Linked DNA regions of Mus musculus: regions 2, 3 and 4 are each linked to region 1. The links are chromatin loops, found by intact Hi-C in ENCODE. Cell type or tissue: heart. All regions are shown on one strand.

What was found. Hi-C counts contacts between places; a loop is a spot of excess contacts. Peaks named below come from ENCODE experiments on the same cell type or tissue, not always from the same donor. Only the 100,000 strongest peaks of a DNase experiment are listed, where the experiment ranks them.
Region 2: it touches region 1 in a loop (2.0-fold over the local background); 4 of 42 quality-filtered maps call a loop at or near these places.
Region 3: a loop joins it to region 1, with 4 times the contacts of the local background. A loop is called at or near these places in 4 of 42 quality-filtered maps.
Region 4: it touches region 1 in a loop (3.0-fold over the local background); 4 of 42 quality-filtered maps call a loop at or near these places.

The regions. Positions count from the first base shown.
Region 1 is chr14:100,745,703-100,753,702 of GRCm38, reverse strand. No RefSeq gene overlaps it. Among named protein-coding and RNA genes, the nearest start is that of Gm23538, 11 kb to the left of the region's middle. In heart, no CTCF peak of the experiment used is centred here; a DNase peak (open chromatin) is centred at 3,442; H3K4me3 peaks cover 1,347 bases; H3K27ac peaks cover 1,929 bases.
Region 2 is chr14:100,891,715-100,899,714 of GRCm38, reverse strand. No RefSeq gene overlaps it. Among named protein-coding and RNA genes, the nearest start is that of Gm23538, 140 kb to the right of the region's middle. In heart, no CTCF peak of the experiment used is centred here; no DNase peak of the experiment used is centred here.
Region 3 is chr14:100,280,500-100,288,499 of GRCm38, reverse strand. It overlaps Gm41231 (a long non-coding RNA gene), which reads right to left and starts at 2,777. Exons shown (of 4, transcript XR_003951003.1): 1 at 2,714-2,777; 2 at 2,069-2,627. It also overlaps a transcript of Klf12 not described here. In heart, a CTCF peak has its summit at 3,305; DNase peaks (open chromatin) are centred at 2,589, 3,519, 3,909 and 4,839; H3K4me3 peaks cover 4,797 bases; H3K27ac peaks cover 4,150 bases; H3K27me3 peaks cover 233 bases.
Region 4 is chr14:100,554,645-100,562,644 of GRCm38, reverse strand. No RefSeq gene overlaps it. Among named protein-coding and RNA genes, the nearest start is that of Gm26367, 140 kb to the right of the region's middle. In heart, a CTCF peak has its summit at 4,197; a DNase peak (open chromatin) is centred at 4,074.

The DNA of each region.
Region 1 (8,000 bases):
TATTTGTCATTGAGACTACTGTATTTCAAGAGGTGCCACGATGATGTTTCAAAACCACAAGTATTGGGAAGATATTTGCTATAAGTGATATAATACTGATTTTTTGATATTGATTTACATAAAATTCTTAACATCAAGTATAAAAACATTGTCTGAAAAATAGAGATGAGGTGGAGATTCTCTGAGTAAGAATTTAAATGGCCAATGTCAGAGTGGGAAGATGTCCACCAACAGGGACTCCAAAAAAGAATAATCATGAATTTTCATTTCATACTCATTCAAATGACAAAAAAAAAAAAAAAAAAAAATCTGTCAGTATAAACCATTGGCAAGGATGAAACAGAAATTCTCATGAAATGGACAAGTCAGGGAATGAGCAACAAACAAACAAACACAAAACGACAAATATCAAAGGATAAGCAATAAGATAAAATAAAATAAAACAAAAACTAGCCAACCAACAATAAAAACAAAACAACAGATGACAAAGAAGGAACCCCAGTGAGTTTAATAGACTCGTTAGTGACTATTCACAAACCAGAGGAAAAACTTGATGGAAACTGAAGGAGCCTCTGAAATGCCATCGGATCAGCTAGAGCAGAACTCCTTGCCTACACTTCGGTGACTTCTCCGCTGAGTCTATGACGCTGCCTGAGGAATCCACAGACTGATTCTGCGCAGTTTATCACGGGTGGGTCCTGCTTCAGTCAGCTTCTCATTCTCTCATTATCTCACAACTTCCTGTGTCTTCTGTGAGCCAGGGAGGAGTTTTCCGGAAGCTCTTTTCTGAGAAGTCAGCTCTTGCAAGTTCTCGGACTTGGGCAAACACGCCACTCCTATGCCTTGTATGTGAGTCCATTGCCATGGGCTTCGGAATCTCAGACCTTGGTAACTAGGCCTGGAACAGAAGCTGTCATGCCCCCAAGCTACCTAGTGTCAGTTTACAGTTCCTCAGACCTATGAACCTTATCATTCTTCCTTCTATGCCCAGGTAGAGAGAATGAACAAGAATCTAACTACTGTCCAGTCCGCCCTAACCCGTCTTGCTCCCACCCTGACCAGACACCTGGAGGACGTCTATCTCCCCGTGGCTCCCCTGGCTCATTTCACTCCTAACATGCCAGATGAACCTCGAGTGTTCTCTTTGCTCCCTAGCCACTATAGCGTCTGCTTCTGAGGCACTAGGACTTACTTAGATGAGATTAAACACAAGAGCAGCAAACAGCTTCTGAGACTCCTACGGTGCCTCTCTTTGGGCAGGACCCAGCCTTCTATTGTACAGTCCCTCACACTACAAGTGAAATAATTTTTCATTCTGTCCTAATGTCACCCAGAAATAGGAAACACCAAAGTGTTCCCACCATGGCCTGGGAAGCTGTCATTTGTGCTTTAAACGTGACTCGGATGATGATGGTTTAGTTAAACTTCAAAAACGATTTCATATTTTCAAATATATCTTTATAAGAAAATATACCGGGCGTGGTGGCGCACGCCTTTAATCCCAGCACTCGGGAGGCAGAGACAGGTGGATTTCTGAGTTCGAGGCCAGCCTGGTCTACAAAGTGAGTTCCAGGACAGCCAGGGCTGTACAGAGAAACCCTGTCTCAAAAAAACAAAAAACAAAACAAAACAAAACAAAACACAAAACAAAACAGAACAAAATAAATGTAGTTCTATTACATCTTAAGTACTGATTTGTTTTCCTTTTTGCATTCATCCTACCCATTTCTAATTCTACTAATTGTATTAGGAGCCCAACAGGGCAGAAATAGGCTTCACTTCAGAGGTCATTGTTTGACAGTGAAAACAGTCATTGGAATATTGAAATAGGCCCAAAAATTATTAGAAGCACCAAAGGGGACCATTGTAGCAATTCTAAATTTTCTGCAGATTTCCCCCTCGAAGGTTATAAATACCCTTAGAAAGCCATGCGAATTTTATCACAGCAGCTCAGGGGCAATGTTTACTTCTTTCTCAGCTGAGATATTTCTGTAAACAATAGGTCCTCCTGAGAAAGCCGGATTCCCAATGTGCTTGATAACAGTTTGCTGTTTGTCAAATTGGCAAGTTGGGCAGTGTTCTGCTTTTCTCTCTGACAGGAACTATTGCTTCCTTCCAGGAGAGTGAACCGATTTCAAAGCAAGACAGACAATGAACAAGGGGCTTCACCTACAGAACCTCATAGTGTCTGAGGTCTTTGAAACCTTTAATGTGTCTCCACATATTCCACAGATGAGCATCGATAGTTCAAATTTGCTTGATTAAAAGTAAGAATTGAGGACTGGGCTTCCCTTTGAAAAGATTGCCTGTACGGTTGGGGCTTAGGTATATGTTATTAGTTTCCTTCTGAAGGATATACAATTGATACTTAACTCAAAAGTATGGACAGATGATTATTAATGGTGATTTTAAAATCAAGACTCTAGCTTAGACACTTTCCAAAGCTGGGCTGTTTAATCTGAACAGATGCTTTCTGCAGGAGAGCCGCGAGACATCAATCCAACCTGTTCCTTTTTATGGTCCGTCCCATTATCTGTTCTCCCATAATTTGTATGCACATTTTTGCCTTCGATCTCTCAGCTCGAAAGTCCTCATTCAGACCGTGGCTGGAACAGACAAATCAGGAGGCTTCGGCACACAGGTGCCATTACCTATGATGCATTTGAATCCATGCAAATGTCAAGATGTAGCTGCAGAAAGGTTACCTCCCCACACTGCGGGGGGGAAAATCACTCTGCCAAGTGCCAAACTTTTATGTGCGCTGTCTTTTTCTTAGCCAGTGTGTGAGTGGGGGTGGGGGTGGAGTTGGGGGTGGGTGGAGGGGTCAATCAGGGAAACTGATCCCTAAATTGGTGTCTCCTGAAAAAAGGCAAACTTTATTCAGAAGGTTCAGACCTTCACCTATGGCCAGCATGGGCGGGTTTGTTTTGCGATGGTCCATCTTTGAAGATTAGGACTTTTATCTTGTGTCTGGTAAACAGTTTCAGTCTTAGAATGGACAGTCCTATGCTTGATGCACTCGGCTTGAAAGTCAAGGGCCCCATTTGTCTGGATTCTTCATAGATGTCTGGGATCTTTACCTCTTTTCAGACTCGGAAGACCTTATTTCGAATTATCCCACTCCAGAGGAAAACAGGTGAAGCAGAGGCCCTTTCAGGGGCTCTGCACACAGGGAGGCTGCAGTCTAGAGAGACTCCGAGGAAGTCTCTTTTGCTCCCGCTGCTTTCCGCTATTTTGTTCCGCTCACCAGTTGGGAGGAGAGGTGGGGACACACACGCTGGCTTTCTCTCCAAGGCGCAGCTGAGACCTTTAGGAAATCACTGCGGAGGCAGAAGCGGCAAGGCGCTATTTTTAGCTCCAAATTGATTCAGCTGCAGTCCCTGCTGCCTCTGACTTCATTGCCTCCCGGCCCACCCCTTGCTGTCCTCACTCCCAGCTTCAGCTTGACTTCCTGTGCCGCCCCTTTTTCCACCCCACCCCCCACCCTCCCCACCCCGTGCTGTTAGCTCCCTCCCTCCCTCTCCCTCCAGTCCCGGGCAAGGCTGGGCACGGGCTGGCTGCTAGTAAGTCCAGTTTATAGGGAAAGCTACAAGGACTGATAGTGCCTCAGGCTGTGACATCCCTCAGAGGCTGCAGCTGGCCAAGAGCAGAGCCTCTCCGGGTTCAGCCATCCTCGATTGTTCACCCCTACCCTTGCCCTTGGGACAGAGTTCCAAGAAGAAAGTTCTTCAGTTGCAATGCTGTGCTCCGGAACATCTGCCAAGTGTGTCCCATCTGGCCAAGGTCTACGCTTTCAAACATTATGCTAGGAAGAAAGGGCAGACACTGGGTGGCTTTTCTTCTTCCTCAGGATGTCTGTACAGATGAGCCTGGAAAGGGTCGCTTGCTGAGAGGAAGGGTGAGGAACAAGCAAGGCAGTACAGGCCACCTGCCTTTGTTTGCATGTGGGGTTAGCAGTGACCCCCTTCCTCTGACCCTGAAGGCCAGGGTAATTCCAAAGTCAAGTGGGGGCCTATTCATTTTCTATTTATGACTCCATTTTCTATGTCTAGTAAGTAAGGCAATGGCCCTCAGAAACCCTAGCTGCACTAACATACATTACGAGTAAAAATGTAGATGTCAAACGGGAAGAACATAAGAATGCTTATAAGCTAAGGATTAGATGGTTCCCAAGTCCTTTGTTAATTGTCCAACTAAGACCTCGATGGTGCACAGCCTGGGAAACTTGTGCACTCTGCTTGAGTGGAAAAGAGGCAGCCACTTCCACTCCCGTAATGTGTTAGAATCGAATCTGGCTCTGGCAGCACTAACAAATAGCTGAGCCATCCGTCCTCAGGAGGCCAATTAAACCTAAAGTAACAATGAACACAGAGAAAGGAAATTTATTCAGTGAGGCACACTGGGAAGAGGAACAAAGTCCATCTTCCAGGTCCTGTCATAGGGTGTAGGTTTAAATGGATGGTAGGATATATGCATGATTGGGCAGTCCAAGTCAATGTGTAGGCATGGCACCATTGACCCATCTGCACTACGGTTTGTCATCACTATGAAATCTCTCTCTCTCTCTCTGTGTCTCTCTCTCTCTGTCTCTCTCTCTGTCTCTCTCTCTGTCTCTCTCTCTGTCTCTCTCTCTGTCTCTCTCTCTGTCTCTCTCTCTCTCTGTCTCTCTCTCTCTCTGTCTCTCTCTCTCTCTGTCTCTCTCTCTCTCTGTCTCTCTCTCTCTCTGTCTCTCTCTCTGTCTCTCTCTGTGTCTCTCTCTGTCTCTCTCTGTTTCTCTCTCTGTCTCTCTCTCTCTGTCTCTCTCTCTCTGTCTCTCTCTCTCTGTGTCTCTCTCTCTCTGTCTCTCTCTCTCTGTCTCTCTCTCTCTGTCTCTCTCTCTCTGTCTCTCTCTCTCTGTCTCTCTCTCTCTGTCTCTCTCTCTCTGTGTCTCTCTCTCTCTGTCTCTCTCTGACTGTCCTGGAACTCACTTTGTAGACCAAGCTGGCCTTGAACTCAGAAATCTACCTGCCTCTGCCTCCCAAGTGCTGGGATTAAAGGCATGCGCCACCACCGCCCTCCTTGAAATCTCTTCTTGGAAGACAAGTTTCTCCTCCCAGCACCAGATTCCTGAGGAAACTCCCAGAGGCCATCATTTCAACAGCTGGTAACAAAAGAGAGATTCACACTTGTCTCTCCTTAGAATGTTTAAATGTCTGCCAATACAAAAGTGGTGGTAATCTCTCAGTAAAGACCTTTGAATAAAATAGCTGGTGTTCTAGGGATGCTGATGCAAATAGGACCCTCACTAGGAGTGTGTGCATCCCTAAGATTTATGTATTGAAACAGAATCATCACTACAAACAGTTAGGAGAGGTGGCCTTAGTAAGTAAGCAACGGACTCATGGCAGCAAAGCCTTCATGAATGGGATTAGCAGGGAAATGAGTTCATCATTTGTTTCTCTCTGCCCAAGTGAACACTCCATCTTTGTCCCCTCTTCAGGATGCATCATCAAGGAACCTCCTTAGAAGCAGAAAGAAAGTAGCAATCACAGAACCTTCTCATTCTTTTGACACAGGACACCAAACCTGTCCATTGCCTTGACCTTGGACTTCTAGCCTCTAGTACAGTAAGAAATAAACTCTGGTTGTTTATAATTCCCCAGTTTATGATATTTTGTTATAGCAAGACAAATGGACTAAGGTGCTACCAGATAGAGCATGTCTCTTAATAGAGAAGATAAGATATGAGCAAGCAAATGAAACATGGTAGGTAAGAAAACTAGGAGGATGTCCAAATAGGAGCACAAAGGTTGGTTTCAAGGATGAAATGATCTGTGTATTAGATAAGAACAAGTTGCTGGTTTTAGATGTAGAATGATAAAGGCATTAAGCATTCTAGGTCTCTGTTGGGCACGACTGCCATTTCTGGCCACTTGTATCCATTTATGATTAGACTTAAATCAACTAAACCAAATTTAAAACTCAGTTCCTTAGTCACTGTTGTCAAAACTCAATACTCAGTGGCAACTTGGGGCTAGCAGCTGCCATACTGGATGGCACAGGTTCATAACTGCAGAACATGCTAGTAGACAGATCCACTCTAGAGAGAGCATCCTGAAGAAGGGCACCATGCTAGCAGAACTTAGGAAACATTCAATAAACAAAAAACAAAGAAGCAACAACAAAAAACACTAAGTGAGGTGGGACCTCTGGTGCTGAGGAGAAATGAAAGAAAGTTGTTGAAATGAAGGGGCCAGAGGCTATAGATGACCAAATGTAAGCCTCAGACATGCCGTGTGACTTAGAGGTACTGGGCCACACTATACAGTCTGCAATAGGGAAAGGATGTGAGCAGAGCCGTGCATTCTGAAATAGAAATGTAAGTGTTTGGTATAACATAAATTTGAGGGCTTTTTAGTTTTCAGAATCCTCAGACACCTGTTGTTTTGCTTAATTCTCAGAACAAATATGAATGAGCATACCAGGTATGAAGAAAAGGTTTTTCCAAGAACATGACCAATGTTACTAGGAACATAGAATAATGCTGAAGAGAGCCACATAGAGAGAAACTAACAAAACCCTTATGCTATCTGTAAAAAGCAGCCTCCTCTTGTCATCACCCTGATGGCAAATTATCCTTCTTATTGTCAGGAGCTACTGATTGGTTGTATTTTCTTACTAAATTACAGTATTAATTACTTATAACCCCTAAGAGGTGGTAAAAGGTCCTGTGACACTGGCCTCAACTTGACATCAAGTAGCCAAAACTGAAACAACCTGGAACTAAATGAATAAATAAATAAATTCCATTGATCAACGTATCTTTCTCTGTATCAATACCATGCAGGTTTCACAATTGTTCTGTAGTAAAGCTTGAGGTCAGGGATGGTGATTCCCCCAGCTGTTCTTTTATTGTTAAGAACTGTTTTTGCTATTCGGGGTTTTTTGCCTTTCCAGATGAATTTGAGAATTGTTCTTTCCAAGTCTTTGAAGAATTGTGTTGGGATTTTGATGGGGATTTCACTGAATCTGTAGATTACCTTTGGTAGTTTGGCCATTTGTACTATCCATTAGCATGGGAAATCTCTCCATTTTCCGAGATCTTCTTCGATTTCTTTTTCGAGAGACTTGAAGTCATTGTCATATAGGTCTTACACTTGTTTGGTTAGAGTTGCCCCAAGATATTTTATATTATTTGTGGCTATTGTGAAGGGAGTTGGTTCCCTAATTCCTTTCTCAACGTGTTTATCAATTGGATAAAGGAAGGCTACTGATTTATTTGAGTTAATTTTATATCTGGCCACTTTACTGAAGTTGTTTATCAGCTGGAGAAGTCCTCTGGTATAATTTTTGGAGTCGCTTATGTATACTATGATATCATCTGCAAAAGTGATACCTTTATTTCTTCTTTGCCAATTCAAATCCCCTTGATCTCTTTTTGTTGTCTTATTGTTCTAGCTAGCACTTTGAGAACTATATTGACTCGATATGGGGAGAGTGGGCACCCTTGTCATGTCCCTGATTTAGTGGAATTGTTTCACGTATATTTCCATATATATTGGCTGTTGGTTTGTAATAAATTGCTTTTATTATATTTAGGTATGGGCCTTGAATTCCTGATCTCTCCAATACTTTTAACATGAAGGGGTATTCTATTTTGTCAAATGCTTTTTCTGCATCTAAGGAGATGATCATGTGATTTGTTTTCTTTGAGTTTGTTTATATAGTGAATTAAGTTAATGGATTTTCATACATTGAACCAACCTTGCATCCCTGGGATGAGGCCTCCTTGATCATGGTGAATGATGATTTTGATGTGTTCTTGGATTCCATTTTGCAACAATTTTATTGAGTATATTTGCATCAATATTCATGAACAAGATTGGTCTGAAGTTATCTTTTTTGATTGGGTCCTTGTGTGGTTTAGTTATCAGAGTGACTGGCTTCATAGAATGAATTAGGTAGTGTTCCTCTGTTTCTATTTTATGGAATAGTTTAAGGAATATTGGTATCAGGTCTTC
Region 2 (8,000 bases), 150 kb before region 1:
TATACTGCTACCTAGGCAGGATTTCCAGTAGAAATGTGTGGATAATAAAACACATACTGACATCTTTGGGATTTGCGTGGATGCTTGAAGGTGATTAGCTGGGCAACTCTAATAATCGGTTACGGAGACAGGGCATGCTTCGGAGATAAATTGAATAAAAGCAGAGAGTTTTTAGGAACGGTAGATATATTTTATCCTTGCTTGGCACTGTTTCCAGCTGTGAAATGCTCAGGCTAGGCAGCCCAAAGCCAGCACTGTCACTCAATGATGTGTGACTTTAGCTAGGCTCCAGCTGCTTGCTATCAAGGCTAATGCAAGAGGCAGTGGTACCTTCACCTGGTGGAATGGCACTACATCTAGATGAAGGTCCACATACTCTTCTAATTACATCACTGTCTGAGTTGCTTTGCACTGGGGAGCTCTTATTCTCATCTTCCAGTGAGTCAGCTCTTAGTAAATTGGCTGAGTGGGTGGGCAGCATTAGAAAGGAGTGGAGAAAAGAGTTATGGGGAAGACGATGGCAGCATCTTTCTTCCACTCATTTCTGGTCTCCCAGCTGTTGGAGGCCACCGAGGCCTTGAAGCCTTGTTTATTAACCGAGGGGTTTGAGCTCTCTGTGCTGGTGGGTGTTTTTATTTGATGTCTGCTGACTCACTTCTGTTTCCAGGTACATTTTGTCAGATCTCCAATATGAGTCTCCAGAAGGAGAGGAAACTGGTTATTTTCAGGAGCTTAATTTAGCCTACTACCTGGCTGGAACATATCAGTGTGTAAATGCCAAAGAAAGCAATTAGAAGCTCTGATTCCTCCTTCCTGATCTTCAGGCTCATTTTTCAACTACAGAAGTGGTTTTCAGTGTGAAATCATAGCATTATCAAATGATCCCTGGGTTTCTTATGGGTGCATATATTATAAACTTTGTTTTACTTTGCATGGCTTAATCCTTTGTGTTTTGGCACAAAAATAATTTTGAGGTAACTTTTGTTCAATTGCTGTAATTCTCATCTTGGAGGTTTACTGCCTCTGCCTGCTAACCTAGGACTAGTCCTGGAAACTTTTAGCCTCCATACAATCTTATTTAGGGCTAGTATGTTTTTAGCCTCTGTCTTAGTCAGGATTTCTATTCCTGAACAAACATCACAATCAAGAAGCAAGTTGGGGAGGAAAGGGTTTATTTGACTTACACTTCCATACTGCTGTTCATCACCAAGGAAGTCAGGACTGGAACTCAAGCAGGTCAGGAAGCAGGAGCTGATGCAGAGGCCATGGAGGGATGTTCCTTACTGGCTTGCTTTTCCTGGCTTGCTCAGCCTGCTCTGTTATAGAACCCAAGACTACCAGCCCAGAGATGGTCCCACCCACAAGGGGCCTTTCCCCCTTGGTCACTAATTGAGAAAATGCCTTACAGTTGGATCTCATGGAGACATTTCCTCAACTGAAGCTCCTTTCTCTGTGATAACTCCAGCTATGTCAAGCTGACAAGGGGTCAATTGTACTGGCTAACCTAGGACTAGTCCTGGAAACTTTTAGCCTCCATACAATCTTATTTAGCGCTAGTATGGTTTCAGCCTCTAAGACTTACTGCTGAATAAACTCATCCTTTCCTGCTCCTTTTGAACTCTGCCTGGCTGGTTTCATTCAGCTGTTCTGGTTCAAACTCCTCTATAAATTGATCCAATTTGGCTTCTCTCTTGACCCCTTGATCTTTTGCTCTGCTTGGCCTCAATCTGGCAGTCTGTTCTAATCTTCTGGCTTCTTCTCATTTTCTGGCTCATTCCATCTTTACCTTTGTCTAGCTTGCTCTGTCTCTCTGTCTCTCTCTGTGTCTCTCTCTGTGTCTCCATCTCTGTGTCTCTCTCTTTCTCTCTCTCTCTGTGCAACCTATCTTTGGACAATCATCCCAGTAAAACTACCTCCTCTCCTCTCTTTTCTCCAGGCACTGTCTTTCTTGAGTAGCATCTATTTTCTTTCTGTTCTTGTGAGTGTTGGGCATATTGTATTCTGTTAAATCTTTCTCTGATTCTTCACTTTGTCTGTCACTCAATTAGACATCACTTTCAAACACGGGTGCTTCCTTCCACAAACTAAGTTTACCTTCATTGTTTGGAATTAAAGATGTGTACTGAGGACCTGTCTGTATTCCAGTCAGAGGGATGAAGGGCTGGAACACCACAACTAGAAACATGTTTTATTTATTTTTTGATTACACAAATCAATCTCAGTTCACAATGTAATGAAATATCCTGCAACAAAGGATATTATTTACCATATTTTTGAGTATTTACCTTGTTACTACTGTACCCAAGAAGATGAGATTCTTTAATTCATAGGGACTATAATTAGTGTGTGTGTGTATCTTTAAAAAACAATGATATGTCTATAGCCATTTCAGAGAGATGTCAGTTGAGCTGTAGAGATGGCTCAGTGGATCAGAGTAGTTGTTTTGCAACAATAAGTAAAATGTTGTACCAAATATAGGCTAAAGGTTAAAAAGTAGAGTAATAATCATAAAGGAAAGAAAACACAGCTTGGAAATTGTTTCCAGAAATGATTCTCCCTGGTTGTTAGAGGGAGGTCCAAAATATAGAATTGGACCTAGGCATCATGCAATTTGATGTGAATTTAGGCTGACAGACAGGATGAATTTGCTGGTCTGTTCTACTCAGTTCTTTCTTCCATAAAGGGGACATAAGCAATGGAATATCACAATGATCAAATGTACTGAAAGGTCTTTCTAAACTATGGAGTAGGAGTTAGGTTAGTGATTTTTAAAACTCAAATACTCCCAAAACAGAGATCTTAAATTTAAGTAAGCATACAAGTCTCATTGATAAACTTGAAATAGCAGTGCTGGCTCAGTATGCTTGTGTCAGTCCCTAGCAGCTAGCATTTTATTTGGGACACCCATGCTTTGTACTCAGGGTTGTCTCAAAATCACTATGGCTGGTCACCAGTTTATAGATTTCCTGACTCAGTTTCTCAAGTGCTGGGGTTTCAGGCAAGTTCAACCAGGCCCATCTTAATTTAAAATAATAATAAATATTCAGGTGCTGTGCAAGCTGGTCACAGGACTTCGTGCAGTCAATCCACAAGGCCTGAAAGGAACAGGGTAGCATTTCCCAATGGGGATAGTGAAGCTCACAAAGCCCCTTCCATTAATGCTTACCAAGCAATAGGTCAAAGTTCAGTGGTATACACAAGGTTACAGGGAAATAGTAATACTTCAGAGATGTTTTAAAGAAATAAGAAAGAGCAGAAATAAACACAAAGTTTACATAGAAAGAGGAGTTCCTAGGAAAGAAAATATTAATGTTTTTCATATAGGCACTAAGCAAATATCAGCATGTAAGTTACAAAAGAGTTTCTGTAAGGGTTGGTAGATAAGTTCAGGCCATAGATAAAATGCCTTTTTCTGGACAGAATTCTGTGTACTAAATGCACAAATAAAAAATGCATTGCCCTCTTCCTCTGTATTAATCACATCACAAAATGTCAGCAGTTATGCATAGATTTAATGTCTCACTTATTTGTTAGGAAATGCATCATGACTACAATTATTGTCTAGCATATCAGAAACTCTGAGTACATCCTTCCTAACTACATGAATTTACCATTTGTTTCCCAGGAGTGTTTGTAGGCATGCTAAACAAATGCCCTCCACCAACATGTTTGTATTTTGGTGATACATCTGTTTATGTGAAGTATGTTACATAACCCAGCATAGAAAAAGGAGAGTAAAGAACTCATAAGAATCTGGGTACAGGGGCACACACCTGTAATAACAACACCCAAGAGGTTGAGGCAAAAAGACTTCAAGTTTGAGGCCAGCCAAGGATTACATAATGAGTTCAAGATCTGCCTGGGTGACAGAGAAACCAAAAACATAAATAAATAGAAAACCAACCAACCAACCAACCACCAAACAAACAAACAAAACCCCTTGTGGTTAGAATCTGAGCACTATTGACCAATAGTGCTATAACTTTAATTTAATACTGAGTTTCTTTGAATGTTGGTCCATGTGTTTGTGTTTGTGAGTGCATGTGCATGTTTCTGCCTGTCTGTGCAGACGCAGGTGGGTGGAGGGGGGATGCGTATGCAAATGAGTATGCCTGTGCACAGAGGCCAAAGCATAGCCTTGGGTGTCATTCTTCAGGCATTCTCACCTTCTTTGAGGCAGGATCTCTCATGGACCTGGAGCTCAGCAATCAGGTTAGGCTTTCTAGCAAGGGAGCCCCAGATATTCTGTAGCCTCTGCCTCCCCAGCACTGGGTTTACAAGTGAACCTCACTGCTCTCTGAGTTGTACCATGAGTTTGAAGGGACAAATTCTGATCCTCACACTTGCCAAGCAAACTCTTCCCTAAGTGGGCTATTTCCCTAGCTCCGGAGGGGTGTATGAATGCCTGCATCCTCAGTGCCTTCCTCTGCTGACTAGGTTTACTACACCTTATCCTGTGTTTCAAAGCTTATAAATGCCCAGTGATGGAGATAACATACGAATATATAAAGCTAAGATAGCTCGAACTCACTGCAGAATCCAAAACAAGTTATGCAGATGGGCTACAGTGACTAACAGACATTCCAGGAATTCATTGAAAAGGTACCATTGATCTAACTGAAAGATAATATGAAAAGGAGAAAGAAATCAGTTCTTCTTGGCTTCCATTTTATTATTGAGGAACTTTGGGGATTTAAGCATATGGAACTCCTGGGTTTACATGATTATCAAATCTGGTTGACAAGAAAGACTGTCATCTTTGGTACTAAGATTTTGTCTGAAAATGCTGTTTTCAATTGTTGTGATATGAAAGAGATAGACAAAAGTCAGACTACCCCTGTAAGCATGTCAGATAATAAAGTAAACACCAGGGCAGTGGTGTGTCTTATGTTTCATGATTTACCAGGAGAATCAAGTTTCAATAGCAGGATATGTCCAGAGAAATGGCTGCTCTCCTTATTAAGATAGCTGAGACAAACATATGCCACCTTGTCCCAGACTTTTCACCCATAACTCGAACAGGGTTACAAGAACTAACCCTGGAAAATTAGAGACAAGTCTGCTTCCAGTGAAGGAGACTGGGTGTTTTGTCAAGTTGTTGGAGGCAGAGGGGCAGGGGACAAAGACAGCACCACGCTACCTTCTGTGAGAGCCTGAGTTCTTTTCAGTGACATCCAGGTGACACCAGGGGTCCTAACTGTTCCCTACAAAACAATGTAAGAAAAGTCATAGGGCTCAGAGCTACAGTTTATTGGCAAGGTATTTTAATAGATTAATAAACAACAATTAGTGAAAGACAGGTGCTCAGAGACAGTCCATACTCATGTATGTGTATGGGTAAGGTGCGCTTCGAAGACAAGTACATAGCTGTAATATGACTTGGCCAAGATTACAATATGATAAGATAAAACTATGGATTATAAGAATTGTGTAAGGAGCCAAGGTATACGTTTTACCATAAACAAGTTTCCTGTGAGATTCCTGGAGTTCACAGAGGGGAAGGAGAAGAACAGCAATGTACTTGGTCATACGCTCTTACATACACTCTTAAATAGGACATATTGCTAATTAAATAGCCCAACTGTCTCTATGTAAAAGAATTGTTGTCTCTGTGTATGTAACCTTTACAGTAAAATTGTTTTAACAGTGCTGGGATTTTGGGCTTCCGCTAAGAGACTTTGACTGGATTCCCAGATAAGGGTTTCTTTCCTTCCAGTGGTCCCTGATTTTCTAGTCTTCTTGCTTGCCTTGCTGTTACTCAGAGGCCACTTTGAGTTTTATACTTGCCCTACAAGAAGAGAAAAACCACAAAGAAAATGGAACCCAGAAAAAAAAATTCAGAAAACCTCCCTCAGGCCATTCATCCTGCATGTGTGTGCAGATTTCCTCCGCTGTCCAGAGAGCACCGGGATATCCGCTTGCAAAAGGAAACAATTCTGCAGGAAATTGAAGCTGGCAATGGCTCCACAATACAATTTCTATGCTCTTGGTGTTTCATAAGCAATTTACTATATTAAAAGCAATAGAGATTAACTTTTTAAAAATTAGGTATTTTCTTCATTTACATTTCAAATGCTATCCCAAAAGTCCCCCATACCTCCCCCCCCCACTCCCCTACCCACCCACTCCCACTTCTTGGCCCTGGCATTCCCCCATACTGAGGCATATAAAGTTTGCAAGACCAAGGGGCCTCTCTTCCCAATGATGGCCGACTAGGCCATCTTCTGATACATATGCAGCTAGAGATATGAGTTCCGAGGGTACTGGTTAGTTCATATTGTTGTTCCACCTATAGGGTTGCAGATCCCTTTAGCTCCTTGGGTACTTTCTCTAGCTCCTCCATTGGGGGCCCTGTGATCCATCCAATAGCTGACTGTGAGCATCCACTTCTGTGTTTGTCAGGCCCCGGCATAGCCTCACAATAGACAGCTATATCAGGGTCCTTTCAGCAAAATCTTGCTGGAGTATGCAATGGTGTCAGCGTTTGGAGGCTGATTATGGGATGGATCCCTGGATATGGCAGTCTCTAGATGGTCCATCCTTTCATCTCAGCTCCAAACTTCGTCTCTGTAACTCCTTCCATGGGTGGTTTGTTCCCAATTCTAAGAAGGGGCAAAGTGTCCACACTTTGGTCTTCATTCTTCTTGAGTTTCATGTGTTTTGCAAATTGTATCTTGTATCTTGGGTATTCTAAGTTTAGAAATTAACTTATATCACATTAATATAACTAATTTAGTCACTACCATCCCCATCCTGTTTGTAATATCTACAACTTGGCCTGAGGACTCAGTCCACTGCCTACCCTGGCCACCCTGAAAAGAATTTTCTAAAGTGTTGTCAAAAAAAAAATCTCTCTCACACACAAGCACAGGGAGAGAAAGAGAGACGTCAGAGACTTTAGGACATCACATCAATGTCTAAATCTATCTCTAGCTCTAATTTCTTTTGTTTTTGAATAATTATATCTGTTTTTTTTTCTCACTGTTGAGACTGGCTAGTGAAGTGCACGGATACAGTCATTACTAAATAATGTATAAGTAAATAAACAATACATTCTTCAAATAGAAGAAAACATTTTCAAATAGACAGAAAATGGTATTTAAGTTCGTTTCTGTGGACTTCTCCTCTTAGACAGTAGTTCATCCTTGACATTTTCTGGCTAGTTATCTTTAAATCATGACATTTTAATGAAAACAAAACCCAGAAACAACTTGCGCCCTCTCACTCATTATATCTTTAAAAATCATGGTAACAGTTTTTGCATAATGGTTGCCATATAGGTATTCATAATGAATGCACCAGATTTTGTTTTCTACTTCAAGAAAAGAGAGATAACTATGACAAATTCAATGCTGTTTTGACTTGAGGGTCTCTAAATAAATCCACACAGCAGGGGTATTCAAGGTCCTTAATTCAAAGGAATATATTCTCTGGATTCTGTTAGAAAAGTAGAAACTTAATAGGTTTGATAATATTTTACTTTATAATGCATTTGTCAGGTGTGTGTGTGTGTGTGTGTGTGTGTGTGTGTGTGTGTGTGTGCTTACGTGTTTGGTGCCTGAACGTGTACAGGTGTGAAGAAGATGGGGACAGAGAAGGAGGGAAGGATGCAGGTGAAGAGAGAATTTAATAAAATAATCCTCAATTGGTACCTTCCTATGCATATTCTTGGAGGAGTTGATGAAGAATATCTCTGAAGTAAATGACAACAAATTGGATCCAAGGCCCACAGTGAACTAATCCTACTTTGTATAATTACATTTCCATTGTCATTAAGATCCGAAACCTGAGTAGTTTTAAGTTAATAGTTTATAGGCAGAACAATTCCAATAGGAGCAGGTGGTGGCTATGCTCATACTTATAATCCAGTTTTAGATGTGATTCTTATTTGTGTAAAAACCGAAAACATTAAAAAAAGGAAGAAGAAGACGACGACCAGGAGACATCTGGTAACTAAGGGGATCCAATTCTCTAGGTGTCAGGACCCATTATCTCTTTCC
Region 3 (8,000 bases), 470 kb after region 1:
TCTTTAATCTAAATGTTTAACTACTTTTAATACACATTGGAGAGAATTTTACCATATAGAAATTGGGGTGTGGTACAGGTTTAAACTTTTTTATACTATAAACGATTTCTCTCAACAGCGATAATAATTTTTCATTAAATTACTACTAGCTAACTATGAAATCTAAAAAACTGTGGGTGGGGGTTGTGGGTAGAATATCTGCTTTCATATCATTAAATAAAGCAGCTGTTGGTTTTGCTGTATAATTGATGTTGAGTCACTTATATTATGTGCCTTGGGGGGGTTGTTCATTCTCTTCTTTTCTGGACAATATGTTATATAAAATTAATTCAATGTGTATGCCATGTGTAGTCAAACATAACACCCTTTATCCTTTTTTGGCATTTTTTTTTTCAAGTTAAAGACCAAGTAAGAAGTAAGTAGAAGGCTGGGCCATTATCTTTGGCCCAAAGTATTTACATTTACGGGATAAAATTTCATAAATACTTTCAGTCCTAAAATTCTATGATTCAGTAATTTCTCTCTTACTATTCTTTTACATTATCAGAATTGTACATGCTTGATACTAAGAACTTTGCCATTTTTACTTGTTCTGATTTCCCGTTATCTCTGAACACACATGGAGTGGAGTAGAAAGGTCTAAACAGCAAAAACTACGCCCATCCTTCTCGGCAGGACCTTTCCTTGCCTTACTTCCTTCTCTCCACAGTTTAAGTTCTGTACAGACCCAGAATGATATAATCTCCATTAGAAACAAATGCCCTCTCTCTCTTCTCTCTCTTTCTCTCCTCTCTCTCTCTCACACACACTCACACACACACACACACACACACACACACACACACACCACATGCACACACTCGAACGCACATGCACACACACACATCATGCACACATACGACACACTCACAGACACTCCCTCCCCCACTTGGCATGCACACTGCAGTCGAAATCTCAGTAACATCCATCCCTGTAAAATTCCTTTTAAAATTCTTTGTTTACTTTTCCACTCTCACCCCTGGTTCTCAAGATTCTCCATTCCAAACCTGTGTTTTTCTTTTCATCCCCCGCCCTCTTTATAGCTGGGGAGTTGCCATATTTTACCATTTCTAATTTCCACTTAAAAGTATTCTTTTTTTCAAAATGCTGCTAGCATTTTTTTTTTTTTTTGCCCCAATACTTGATGTATTTCCTTCTTTTGACCACAGGTTTTATTCGGACTCTAGATCTTAACCTTGACCTGCCCTTAATTTCCTTCTCCCTTGGAATGAATTCTTGTAGATCAGTTTCGAACGTCATCGCTTGCCTAACACGCCCATGGCTGTTGCTATAGGGAGGAGGCATTTTGTTTTCCCGCGCATTGAAGTATTCTCTATATATTGATGATCTACTCCGGCACTCAAGATCTCTGAGAAAGCTGTTAGCACAAGAACTGCCGGGATGACATAATTTCCTCAGAGCCTCCTCCCAACCCTGCCTATCCTAGCCCCACCTGCGGGAAAATTTTAGTGATTCCAGTAGAGGATTTTTTGAACATTTGCTGATACTCTGCAATATTGCAAGCTTGAGTTTGCAGCGTTCTTTCTGTCCGGATGCACGGGAGCGGAGAGGGGCTTCTTTCCAAGATCAGACCAGGTGGAGTTTCGCGGCTGCCAATTCTTGGAACAGAGACACCCTTGACCCTCATTCTAGCAGTGAATGAACCTTCTAGCCTCTAGGTCCCATTTCCTTCCTGGGGACCCGAGTCTCATACCTCCCTGCTCCCACTGCTTTCTCATTTAGAGCTACTTCTCTGGAAGAGCGTGCCGCACACATTTCAGACACTTTCACACTTATCTCATTTGTTCTTCTTCGAAACCTTAACACAGGGACACACTGTCTCTCTCAATCCTGTTTCTCTGAGAAGAGGACTCCGGCCGGCCGCTGATTCATCCTGTCCTGACTAGGACAGGGCCGCGCCAGTCCTCTTCTGGCTGGACCACCTTTCCCATTCGCCTCCTTCACAAAACGTGGCAAGGGCAGAGCTGGGCCAGCCGGTGCCCCGCCTTTGTTTTCATTAACAGCGCACCTGGGCCTTAAGTGCTCAGCAAATGCCACGCTGCCACACAGATGTAGAAGCTGGCTTTTCCTGGCTCCAATTTGCTCCTTAGCTCTCATTTCCTGTTTCTCGGCCTCCCCACGGTTTCTCTTCCCACCCCATTCCACTCCGCAGAACTGCAAATTTTTCTCTAACACAAACTTCCCCTTTGAGCCTCCCACCTTCAGGCCGGTTTCCCACGCAGGGCGGGCTAGGAGGCACCGGGTAGGGGTTGTCAGGCCCCAGGAGCTCACCTCCGTTTCAAGAAAGTGGTACCCATAGTGCCCCGACCCTCCAGGACTGCCCGGGGTAAGCCCTAACCCTGCACCCCGCCGGGCCCTTTCCGCTTCCTCCACTGCCCGCCCCCTCCGACCCTCCCGGGAGGCTTGACCCGGAGTCCTCTCAGCCGCGGAGGGAACAGCCGAGCCGCCTCCTCCCTCTCCCCGCCCAGAATCCCGCGAATCCACTGCTCCGTGCGCGCAGGCGGGGCTGCAGGGATGGCGTCCAGCACCGGGCTCCCCTCCGAGGACGGAGCACCGATCTGTCCCTACTCATGTCCCCGCCGCCCTGGCTGGGGTCCCAGCTCAGCTGGAGCCTCCTGTCCTCTTTCACTGCTTTCCTAAATGGCCAGCTTGCTTAGGCGCCCCGGCGTGCCCCGGTAGCCGAGCGAGGCACACGCCCGAACCTCGCCCCCATTCATCCCGCCAAGGTGAATCTCAGCGAGTGGGGCGCCCTGGCTTCTCTTGCAACGTGCAACGCACTCGAACCTAAATAATGATTCCCCCTCATCTCTAGTAGAGTCTCTCTGCCCCCGTCACCCGCGGAGCAGCCCCCGTCGGGACCCCATTGTTGCCCAAGCCGCCAGGCGCCCGGGACGGACCCCTCGGACTCCAACGGCTCCGCCCACACCTTTCCAACTTAGCCGGGGTTGAGCCGCAGGGAGAGCTTGGGCGCGGGCCCCTTCCTCGCTCGCCTCCACCCACCCTGGTTGCTGTGGGGAGTGGGCAAGGGCCACGCGGGCTGGCCTCTTTATTTGTCTCCTAATTCTCTCTCCAAGGCTGCCTAGGCGCGTGGTGACACAAAAGAGGGGGACTTGGTGCCAGCTCAACAAGAGTCTCTCCAATGAGAGTTGTCATCCGGAGGTTACTCTCTCCGAGACCCCTAGAATTCCCCCCAGGCTGCGGCTATTGGAGCGGCAGGGGCCATGTACTGGTTATTTAGGGTGCCGCAGAGAGGTGGTGCAGGTGACAGGGTGGAGCGGAGAAGGCCCAGGGCCAGGGGCGGGGGCAGGGGTGGGGCCGGTGGGGCGGGGTGGCGGCTCCACGGACCCACCCCCTGCCGCTGGCCAGGCTGGCTAGAAGAGGGTTGGGCAGTGGGTGTTGCGTTCTACCTCTGTGATCGGGGAGGGGTTAGTTTCCCACAGGGGATTTCAACCATCACACTCAGAGCCCGCCTCCTAATCCTCCGGCAGAGCGGCTCGGGGCCCCATTTTATGGCAATAAAGCGACTTAGCGCCTGCTGAGCGAGCCCCTCCCCGCCGCCGCCCCCGCCCTCGGCCCCACCCCGGGGCTCGCCCGCAGCGGCGGGGCTTTGTTTCTGGGGAGGAGGACCCGGAGCTCTTTTGTTTGGGGGTTTGCTGTTTTCAACCCCCCACCCTCCCCACCCCACACACACCCCAACCTCACCCCGCCCCGCCCCACCCCCCGCTCCTCTCCGATTTCCTGAGCTGCGGGCTGCAAAGGGAGGAGAAGCAGCTTCTTGCAACCCCCTCGGCTGGGCCCCGGGGTAATTCGATGCGGGCCTGGCGTGGCTCCCCACGTTAGACCCGGGCTCGCGTCTCGGCAGCCTCCACCCACCGGCCCACCCTACATTTAGCGCATCATGTGATCCGGGTAAGTCATTTGCAAGTACAACAGTTCCCTGGGTTGCCCCCCATTCATTTCCTGAGAACTGCAGAGAGCAGCTGAGAGGCTCTGCTTGTGCGTGTGCGTGTGAGTGTGCGCGGGTGACGCCGTGTGAGTGTGTGTGTGTGTGTGTGTGTGTGTGTGTGTGTGAGTGTGTGCGCGAGTGTGCGCGCGCGCGTGTGAGAGAGAAAGGGCGAGAGAGAGGGGGACTCTTGTGTGAGGGAAAGAAAACAATTTCTCCTGCTCTGCAGCTTCTGTTCAGGTCTGTGCCGATTCCTTTTTTTTTTTTTTTTTTTTAATCAAAATAAACAACCCCCTCCTTTTTTTTGCCATCCCAAATCAGATCGTATTCTCTTAACATGTTTTATTTTCCTCTGTCATCTGCTCAAGTTAAATCATTTTGGTTGGTCTGTGTTCTTAAGGGGGGGGGGTGTTGGGAAGCGGGAGGGGGTCGGGGAAGGGCGATGCTATTGCCGAGCCTGGAGCGGCGGTCGGATTCGCGGAGAAGAAAGAGGGAGGTTACTTGTCCCACTCCCTAAACATTTTTAAAAGAACTTAGCAAGTAACGTGAATTAAGCAAATGCTTTGCTCCCCCGACTGGAATTGTTGGTTGCAGTGTTTGCCTGACAGTTGCCAAGGATGAGAAATAAATCCTCAGGGCTGAATCAGGGAGGGGGTGCGGGGGGGGGGGTTGTCGTGGAAGTAGTTGGTCCCTCGGAATGGATGGGCTGAATGAATAGCCACACAGGGGCCGAGCCGTGCGGGCAGTGTATGAGCTCTTGAGAGTGGAGGGGAAGGGGTTAAGGAGGAGATAAGATTGCTGGCATGAATAGTAGTCCTGGCGCTACATTTATTATTGTCTCTGGTCGTAATGATGTGGAACTGTCACTCGCTACTGTGCCTGGTCCATGGGAGTAGCCAGGGGCTGGCCTGTGGCTGTTATTTTCAATTACGAAGGACCTGGCTGGAGTTGACAAGGGACAACTTTGTAAGGCCACCTGGGCCGAGAAGCCCGCGGAGCTGGCCTAGGAGCCACTTCTAGCCTTAGACGCTCAGCTAAGAGGGCTAGCACTTGACCTCGACGTTAGTCAGTGTTCTTCTTAGATGCTCTTCTGCCGGGGAGAATCAATTCTGCTTTTGTTGGGTAGAGAACTGCCTCTCAGAACTTTGCAAACTTTTATCTTTGGCGAAAAGGGTGGGGTGCACTCAACAGTTTTGTTTCTTGGTGCATTTGAGGCAAATACTTGGAAAAAGTATCAATTCCTTTGTTAGATGTCCTGTAGCTTCCCAGCCCCCTCCCTCTGCTCCTCTAGTTTTGCATACTTTACTAGTAATTGCCCTAATTCAGCTGATAAAAGCTGAAATGTTGAGTTAAAGAGTATTAGTACAGCGGAATGTATAATCTGGATAAACAGTTTCTGTGTTTAGTATTGTCAGCTCTCTAATTTAACTGTACAGATGGCTTAAATCTCTGTTTTGTATGGATTGTTTAAAATAATTCTACTGTCTAATAGAATTCTCGACTGAGCACTAAGATATTTTAACTTGGCATTGACATCCTGTTTCCCTGTAACACGGGAGAGACAGGCAGAGGCTCTATTCACATCTAGTGAATGTGCATCTAGGTGCTTCTTAGACATCTGCCAATCAATTGCACACGTCATTCTGCAAATTCACCTCGAAGCCTTCACGCCTCTTTCTGAGCGGTGGAAAGAGATGTTTAGATAAGTAAATGCTTTGAAAGACATTTGGTGGCTTTTAGGAAGCCGCAGCTTCTGATGGGAAGAGGAGTGGTCACTTCAATGAGAAAATAAACCATCATCCTAGGCATGCTTTTAAATCTGGCATTTAATTACCACAGGGGGACCCCTCCTCCCTAAGAAAAAAAGCCTGTCTAGTGGCCAGTTCTTATCTGAATGTTCATTCCATTAAACAAACAAACAAACAAACAACAAACGGAAAAACCAGGTAGAAATTGGTTATGTAAAGAGTATATTTTTAGGTTTGAAAAATTTAACTGTAGCCTGTTGTTATTTATAGGATGCTTGAAGACAGACATTTCAATTGTATCACTGTTGCCTGGTCAATTTTGATAGATGTAATCCAGAAAGCTAATTTGGGTTTGAGAGAGAGCAATTTGAGCATTTAAATATTGGAAGGAAACAAACAACAAACAAACATTTACTGCATTTAGAAAAAAAAAGGTTTATTATGCTAACTCTTAATTAATCAAATATATTTAAACCAGCCAAGTTAAAATATTTTCACATGAAATTTTAATTTATGAACTGCATCTGTTTAACTAGCATAGCTGTGTCAGGGTAAATAAAACATTCTTGAGGATTTCTGTTGGTTACAGAAGTCCTTCAGTTATTTGTCTGCTACTTAGCAAGTCATATTTCAAAGAAACTTTTGTCAGCTCAACTTTATTGGATAATTTTTTACAACTGATTATTGAATGAAAATTGTTGTCTCCCCCCTCACACCCCCACCCCCAGTACTTTTCAAGAAACCATGTCCTCTGGGAGGACATGGTCCTGGTGTAACAGTTGAGACCTTGACCTTAGCAGCTCTTGGCTGGTTGTTTACTCCAGCTGCTGCCTGTGTGTGCTCCAGAAACGTAGGTGGTACAAGCACTCTTTTTCCTTGGGTTCTTCGTGTTCAGTACCCAGAGCTTGCACACAGCCTAGAGTCTATAATGTTGTGACTATATATAGATATATATGTTGCTTGGAGTTGACATCTGGCTTCTTGTGAAGGGAAACGGAGTTTCAAAGTTCCAGAGTCAGATCTTAAGCCATGAAGCAGTCTGTTTCCAACATCATAAAATTACTTACTTTAAACCCAGGTGCGTTTTATCTTAGCAGAGGTGATTTAGCTACTTGGTCCTCCAGACCCTGTACTCAGGAGTTTCAACTGGGAAGTGTTCATTAATGTGTAGTTGTGAGAAATATTATCCAGGGAGGTGGTGCTTATAGTAGCTGATGAGATAAAACTGTCTTGGGCATTTTTCTCAGTTGATACAAAATGGAAAGTATGAAATTTCATATTTTATAAATTAAATAACATTAGAATAATTCTATAAAATTGAGATGCTAGACAATGTGCTTTCGTATGTTGGGGAGCAGGATTCTGAAGTGTTTGGGGTTCATAAAGGTAGCTGCGCTGTATCTGCATCAATGCGCAACATTGGCACAAACATTATTATTATTATTATTGATGTTGTATCCACTGTGATTAAGGAACAAGAGCTAAGGATCTCCAAATTAATACTACCATTATCTTTTTTGTTTATGAAGTAACTTTCATTTTTAATATGTTCTGATACGGATCTTAGCTTCTGTCCCATTTACATTTTAAAGATAATTACAGTGGCAAACTGGAAATACTTATATTTTGGCCCCTTCCCCTTTTACTGTAATCCTGGCAGGACTTCTCTCACTCTGTAGCTGCCCTTGACAGCCTGATCCTCCTGCCTCCACTTTCTGGGTACAGGGTAGGCATGTGCCCCCACACTCAGCTTATTTTCTTTGTGAATAAAACCACCCTAAAACGTTTTCATTTTTCAGCTTGTGAGTTATCCACAGCTTTTGGCTTTAAGGGTGTGTAAAAATATTAATATTAAATTACCAGCAACACCCTCTAACCACAGTCTTACCTCATCTACCACACCCTCTCCACTCCCAGAAGCAGAATGGGAACTGGCAGATGGGTCTTGCCCTGTGCCTGGAAGGTCAGCTGCAGGAGGCTCTGACATACCTGCTTGGGTTCTAACTCTGTGGGACTTCAGTCCACTAGAATTACTTCTTGGGGGCCCACTCAAACCACACCCAGTCTGAAGTCAGCCCCTGACACGTGATCTGGAATAAATGGTTGCTTTCTCAGTACTTAGGTTACAAAAGGTTGGTTTTCCTTTTCTTTCTTTCTTTTTTTTTTTTTTTAAATTTTTGTTTTTGTTTTCTTTCCCCCACAGAGTGGCTACTTGAGTAATTTTACTACCCTATCAAATTTTGCTTTGG
Region 4 (8,000 bases), 190 kb after region 1:
AAACATAGAGATGCAATAAAAATTATTATATGAGGGGCTACATGAATCTAAAGGAGCTACACTTATGAGCCAGCTTGTCAGAAAGATATGAATGCAGGCAAGTTCAACCTGGGATGCAGCAAGTCGAGGCCCAGGTGTGGTAGAAATGGTAATTTCAGGGCATGGTCCCACCAACTTAGTTTATCTTCTGTACTTAACAAAGGTAAGCAGTTCTCTGAATTCTTTTGCAATAGTAAGAAAAATGTGAGGTTGTTGTCTTCTAAGAATCAAAGGGCTGAGTTGGTGAGATGCTGATTCATAAGATGGTCAAAAGGGAACCTGGAGTAAATGACTCTATTGATATGTAAAATAGAACACTGGACCGAGCTATCCAGAACTGAAACACACACACACACACACACACACACACACACACACACACACACACACACACACACCTGCATGCGCATAAGACTTGGACAGAGAGATCTCTTAGAATAGCAAGCAAGCAGAATAAAGACAGACAAATCTCCACAAAAAAAGCAGAACATAGAAGCAGACTGAAAAATCTTAGATCTACAACTTGACTTTCTTGATTTGAGTCATTCTTTTAGACACTTCCAAACATGCTTTCTCTCAGAACTGCTCTCCATGCCAAGGTTGGTCTTTCGTACCTGGCCTTTCTTGAGGTCACACACTTGGTTACATTTTCTCTGTGTGTCACTTAACAGCATACCTGAATCAGTATTGCCTGGTAAATCACTACATTGGCATTTGGCAGTGCTGAAGAGAAAAGCAAGAACAACATAAAAAGAAACTATAACAAAAATCATAACAATCTCACTTCATAATCTACCCTAGCAACACCATAATCAACTCCTTAATTAACCCCAAATGATGAATTAGAATCCTGTTAGTAATCATCCATCGCAGCAAGGATGATTTTACAAATTTGTGTCCAACTATACATTTTTATATATATTTTGATAATTTAAAAAAAAATTTCTATGATGTATGAAAAGCATATATATATAAATATATATATATATATATATATATATATGATATAAACAGCCTTCTCTAAAAGCTCTAAAAGAAGTCTCATGATCCAGCTTTATCCAGTAGGATTTTCCACAAATATTCTGGCTGAAAGAAATTGTATTTAAACTAGCAAGTAAAATTCAGATAATATGCAAAGCTTCCTTATCATGTGAATTATTTAGGTGAGCAGAATTAGAATGGACACCTATATACCTGTCCAGTTTAATTCGTTTTATTATCATAAACATTAAGAGTAATAACAAATAGCTCATCTATGCTCCAGTAAAATATTTATTAGTTTTAAAACTTACAAAAGAATGAAGAACAATCTGTTCATTTAAATTCTATAACACTGCTTAGCCAAATAAAATTCATACAGCCTGCATTTTACACTTATTGGGAATCTAATAGCTACAGAATAATAAAGAAACTAAACAAAATAAAGCTGATCTTGTCTATCAATTGTTTACATTATCTTCTTTGGAAGTAAATGCCTATAAGTGTCTCAAAAGGCTTAGTTAACAATTGTTTTTAACTAGGATTCCTATTGCTGTGATTAATCAACATAACCAAGAGTAACTTAAGGAGGGAAAGGTTTATTTCACTTATGTTTTCGGGTAACAGCCTGTCATTGAAGGAAGTCTGAACAGCAATTCAAACAGGTCAGGGACCTAGAGGCAAGAGCTGATGTAGATGCCATGGAGGGATGCTGCTTACTAGTTTTCTCTCCATGGCTTTCTCAGCCTGCTTTCTTATAGAACCCAGGACCACAAGCCCTAGGATAGCTCCACACACAGTGCCCCTGGTCCTACCACAAGAATCATCAAGCAAGAAATACCACCACAGGCTTGCTCACAGGCCAAGCTGGTGAAGGCATTTTCTCAGCTGAGGTCCCCTCTTCTAAAATGACTCTACCATGTATTGCCATGTATTAAGTTGACATAAAACTAACTACCCACATAACAGATGAGCTCCACCTTCAACTCTCCTCTGAAGGGTTCATATACCCACAGGTGCCCAAATCAGGTATCCCATTGCAGGAGCTCTAGATGACCAATTCTTAATAGATAGGCTCCAAGGGAGAGTGAAACTTCTGTTTATTATTGTCTACAGGATCAAATGAGATCTATAATATTTCCTGCATTTTTAAGTTTTCTCCGAAACCAATATTCTAAGAATACAGTACCAAATGATGGTTTTCAGCTGGTAGCTCTTAATTGCTGAAAATATATTCACACTGTTTGGTACTAGCAACTATTGTGTTTTTAAATAAATGCTAAATTGCATATATGTTTGATTAAAAATAATGTGGTTTTATCCTCACCTCTTGAGACTCTAATGTTTTAAATGCACTGGAATTAATCCAACACACACTTTAAGATTCAATTTTTTTTTTAAATAAGAACCTTTTTTTTAGGGCAGAGAATGAAGCTCAGTAGTAGGGTACCTATCTTCTGTAAGACTCTTGCTTCCATCTTCAGTGCTGCAAAACAAATAAACCAAAATAAATTAGGATCTTGTTATCTACAGATTAAATCATTTAACAAAACCCTTTCTGCAAGTGTTGCAAGAACATGGACAGAAAGCCTTCATCGAGTAAATGCCATGCTCACAGGAAGCCGTGTGCAAACACACATTAAGACACGATACCAGTCATACACAAGGACAAATTCAGGGAACCCGGACATCATCAAACTGGGTAAGAGTGACAGTCGCTGGGTAATAGTGACAGTCGCTGGGTAATAGTGACAGTGGCAAATGGGAGTTTATGGAGAAAAAATATCTCAACAACATCTAACACAATTATTTCAAAGCAACAAATCCTGCACTTGCAACCCAGAGGCCAGAGACTAATATGTTCAAGGCTAACCTGCGCTAAATATGATAGCCCTTGCCAAAATACAATGTATTCTTTGAGAGGGAAAAAAAAGCGCCTGTCAGCGCACCTGATTATTCGATTTCAGTCTTCCTGGTGACTAACCTGGTAGAAGAGAATTTAATCCAGTTAGTTGTCCTCTGACCTTCAGGTGTATGCCTTGTGAAACTTGCATGCATATGTGTGCACACATACACATAAACACACACTAAATAATAAATAAAGAAGTAAATTAATAATTAATAAAATGTAATCAAAACTTCAAGAAGAAAATAAACTTCTTTAAAACTTTTTAGGAACAAAGTAAAGTTCGCCATAAACTGACCTGTGAGAAGACAAAATTTTGATCTTCCAAATATCCCCACGTGCCTTTAAAACATTTCAGCCATAGTCACACCGGACAACAATTTTTGTTGTTGTTGTTTGTTTTGTTTTTTTTCTAAGACTTTTCGCATCAACCCCTTGAAACATGTTTTAAATTGTTCAAAATAAGGTTGAAAAGGCCAACTCCAGAAATTTCCAGAAACACCTTATCAAACTTCTATTTAGAATATATAGTGACTTTCCCCACAGCTGTCCGTTATTTTTTTACCCCAAGGGGGAAAAATCAAGCAAAGAAATTAAACTGAAGGCAGATTTTAAGACTCGTCCACAGTCTATTTAGAATCTGTGAATTAGACAAACCAGGTTTCATTCCATAAAATACATTTGATAATTGGAGTCTTCGTGAATTTACAGTGATAATTATTATGTCAAGTATGATATTAGATGGGGACTTTGGGATCCGTGTTCAATTGTTTACCAACACACCAATTCTTGATAGTCATATCTCTGTCATAAAGATCCTGTCTCTAATACAGTGTCCTGGGGAGAAGGAAGCTAAATTCATGACATGATCAAAAACATCAAATAAAATTATAAACATGTGCCAAAATAATTCACTTACTCTCTCTGTTTTCTGGCTAAGCATGATATTACAAAACACTGTGGAAATTTTGCTTGTACATGTGCATAGAATTAGAGCCCAGGTTCCTTACATTACCTGACAGGCCTTTCTTGCATCCCCTCTCCCTTGATGTGCACAGGAAACCGTTTGCTAATGACATTGCCAGGAGCCCAATGACCAAAACCATTGGGCTGTGTTACTTTCATTATTTTTTATTCAATTGCTTTCCCAGCTTTCTGGCTCCTTCCCAGCTGGCTGTGAGCCAGGAAGTCCATGACCCAGCCCCTCTCTTCCACCACCGCTGTTAGAAAATCTTCCTGCAGCTGACTTCCCTGGGGCTCGTCCCCTGGCTTTCCCCCTGGTGTGCATTCCGCAGATTCAGATCTGGGTTCTTGTTTTTCTTCCACACACTCACTAGTCCACAAATATCAAGAATTCTCTCCACTAAAGCATGCTTAAAGATTACTTCCTACTGTAAAAAGAAAATGGAGAGCAAAATATGTATAGCTTGATTTGAAATCCATAAAACTGATAAAGCAGAGAAAGAAACTAAACAGAAATATCGGATGTTTCTATTTCTAGATATATTATTTTCTACAGTCAGCTCTCTCTTCCTTCCTCATGTTCTTTATGTTCTTTATAGTAATGCTTAGGTCTTCTTTTTATAAAAAAAAATTGACTACTGATATTTTCAAATGAAGAATTTCTTTTAAAGGTTGCATAATTGACTGGCTTTTTAAAAGCCAAATTGAAAAGCCATTCATAGTGGCTCTTTTCTTTAATTCCAGCACTTAGGAGTCAGAGGTGGGCAAATCTCTGTGAGCTCAATGCCAATCTGGTTTATATAGTGAATTCTAGGACAGCCTGTGAGACTTAATGAGACGTATGAACGAGAGTGAGAGTGAGAGTGAGAGAAAGAGTACTGATAGTGTTCAACAGGAAAATGATACTATTATAGTATCTGACTTCTGTCAGTATTTAAATTAAAGTACACCTTGGAGGCTAAAATAAAAACTATAAAAATCAGGTATGGTAGTGAACATGTGTAATCCCAGCACTTAAGAGTACGAGGCATGACGATTGGACATTCTAGACCAAGTTGAACTACAAAGAAAGAACATGTCGTTTTTAAGACAAATTCCAACAAGAAAGTGAATAGACTAATTTTTAATATTAAAACATATGATAAGAAAGCAAAAGGCTAGAGCCACTGCAGGAAGATGGTGAACTAGGAGATGGTTGGCAGGGAATGAGGGGAGGCAGTCGTGAGGGAGACAGGTGAACACCGGGTGTGCTGACACATACCTGTGAAGATGCCACAACAGCGCTCCTCCCTTAAAAACTCACTTAAAACAATCAGAATACTAGCCAATTCTTAAATGGAAAGATAAGCTTCTGGTTATAAATGATATTTAATTATGAGTATTATACTTTTACTTTCTCTTGTAAGCTGAGTAAGATTATATTTGTATTTTCTACATACATTCTTATTGTTTCGAGGTTTTCTTTCTTCTAAGTTTTATGTTTTCTTTTATAAGATACACAGTGTAATACAAATATTATTTAGCTCAGTTTACTTATTCTATAACCCCCACATATGTATATACACACATATACATACGTATATATGTATATTTCAAAACACATTCATGGTAAACATATATGTTTGTCATGAAATAGTTCATGGTAAACATAAGTAATTCTTATTTTTCAATTCAATAAGTAAATGAGAAATTCTGATTTGTGTTTCTCTAAATGATGAAGGTATTCCTCATTGGCCTCTAAGCTGGCCATCCTCTTAACCACTTGACTATGATATCATTGGTCACAGCTAAGTAAAGAAGATGTTCAGCCCAATGGTAAGAGCTCAGCTTAGTTTCCTTCTGCATAAATAATATATGTCCATGGGAACCAGGCTCCAGAGATGCCTAAAAATGATACAGTGAAGTGGAAGACCTGTGGGAGTTTCTGTGCTTAGAGAGAAGGGCAGACGTATTAGGTGGATGTTGTAAGGGAGCGCTCTTGCTTGGTTTTGCATACATCAGCAAAAGATTTTTTTAAATGATTTTTTTAAAGCAAGAATAGCAACTAAGGCTTAAAAGAGCCATAATAGTAGAAAACAGTTGACGTGTAACTTCCCTAAATATTAAATAGAATATGAAGATAATAACTTGAGCCTAGGTGTGTGACTGAGTTCCAGCTTAGTGTGTGTAAAGCCCTTGATTTTATTTCTAGTCCTGACAAAAGGAAGAAGGCAAGGCCAGTGTTGCCCTCTATCCTGAAAAAGTATACCCTGAGCATCCACTCACAGCCATATCATGACTTAGCATACAGAACAGTTATAACATCACATAGCATGAAACCTCAATTTTTGATGGTGAAATTATACTCAAAATTATTTTCATTGACTGTCATGCGCATTTTATTGTTTTTAAGTGGGCTTTTAAAGAAAAGACATCATTTATTCATGTAATATAGAGACTTCTAACATGCTCTTAATAGTATAAACCTTAACAATAAATACCCCCTTTGAGGAGATGAGCATATGCTAAAAGTTGAGAATTTCATTCAGGAGAGATTCCACCATCGAACTCACCATGAACCCCTCCCCACTACTTCCAGTTCTCACCTGTCTTCACCAGGTCTCATGAAAGGACTCAAGGGCGTCCATAAAAACAGTTCTATCAACACCCTGGGACAATCTCTATTTGGGCTATAAATAAAGTCAAAAGGTGGAAACAGAAGTAAGAAAAGAAATAGTTTCAAAATGGAAATGACTGACAGGAAGAAATAAGCTTGTAAGAACTGTTAGCTACAGGACTATGAGTGACATACAGCAACAGTGGAGTAACTTGGAAATGCCATGGTAACGGTTTCAGAGTCAGAAGTCAATGAAAAAGCACATTACCCTCTCCTGATAGAGCATCTTTCTCTCATGTAATATGCACTTTCTTTCACATCTCTGTTCAATCAAGCTCTGCCTACAATTACCTCTGCTTTGCTGCCTTCACGTAGACAGTGCCAGCCCTCCCTAAAAATACAGCTTAAGTCTCACGTTCCTCATCCCTGTCTGGTCTAGAGCACCTCCATCTTAAACTGTAAACTCAGTCTTTTATTGCTAGTTACATGTCTAAGGTCCTTGCAGCCAAGGACTGGGTCTTTCATCATAACCACATTGTGTATTGTCTAAAAGTCACTCATGAAACATTTTCTTGGAAGAATGGACAGGATATAATGTAATTGAAAGGCTGAAGCACCATCCTCCTATAATGTTTAAGGAATCTTTTAAAGGAATCAGAGGTGATTCCCTCTGGGTTTTACACCAGCTGAATTTAAGTTTAAGGAAGATATTTTTCTAAAATCTTTTTTTTTTTTTTTTTTTTTTTTTTTTTTTTTTTTTTTTTGGTTTTTCGAGACAGGGTTTCTCTGTATGGCCCTGGCCCTCCTGGAACTCACATTGTAGACCAGGCTGTCCTGAAACTCAGAAATCCGCCTGTCTCTTCCTCCCGAGTCCTGGGATTAAAGGCATGCACCACCACCGCCCGGCCTAAAAATCTTTCATAACGAATATTAATTTTACTTTTCTCTTCTGGTTTTTCTTACTTTCTCCTTTGTCATTCACAAGGTAAAGAAAAGAAAAACACGGGATGAAACAGAAGTGAATGAAAAAGCGCATTACCCTCTCCTGATAGAGCATCTTCCTATCCAGTGCAGGTGGACAGAATTGATCAGCGTCACTATTTTCAGGTGTTTCGGGTGTTTAAGGAGTCAGATAAAGGTCAGTATCTGTTCTGAAGCAGGTTGCTTCTCATCCTTACTCTCTAAATTTCACTTTTATGTAAATAACTTTTGAAGCTTTGAAGGAATTAATATAGTAGCCAACCTAACCTAATTCTCTGATGAATACTGAGAAATATCCATAAAGTCCTTCAAACCAATATCTTATTGCAAACACAGATGACCATACTCTCAGTGTGAGAGTTCCAAGAGACCAAGCTCCTCAGCAAAGTATTTCCAACAATGCTTTATTAACAATGAAATAGAATCAAGTACAAACACACCCTGTGTGAACAAGAGAAGAAAAATAATTTAAACCCTTGCCATTTTCCGGCTTAGATATGTTACCTACGTCCAATTTCCTGTACTTAGGTAGTTGTG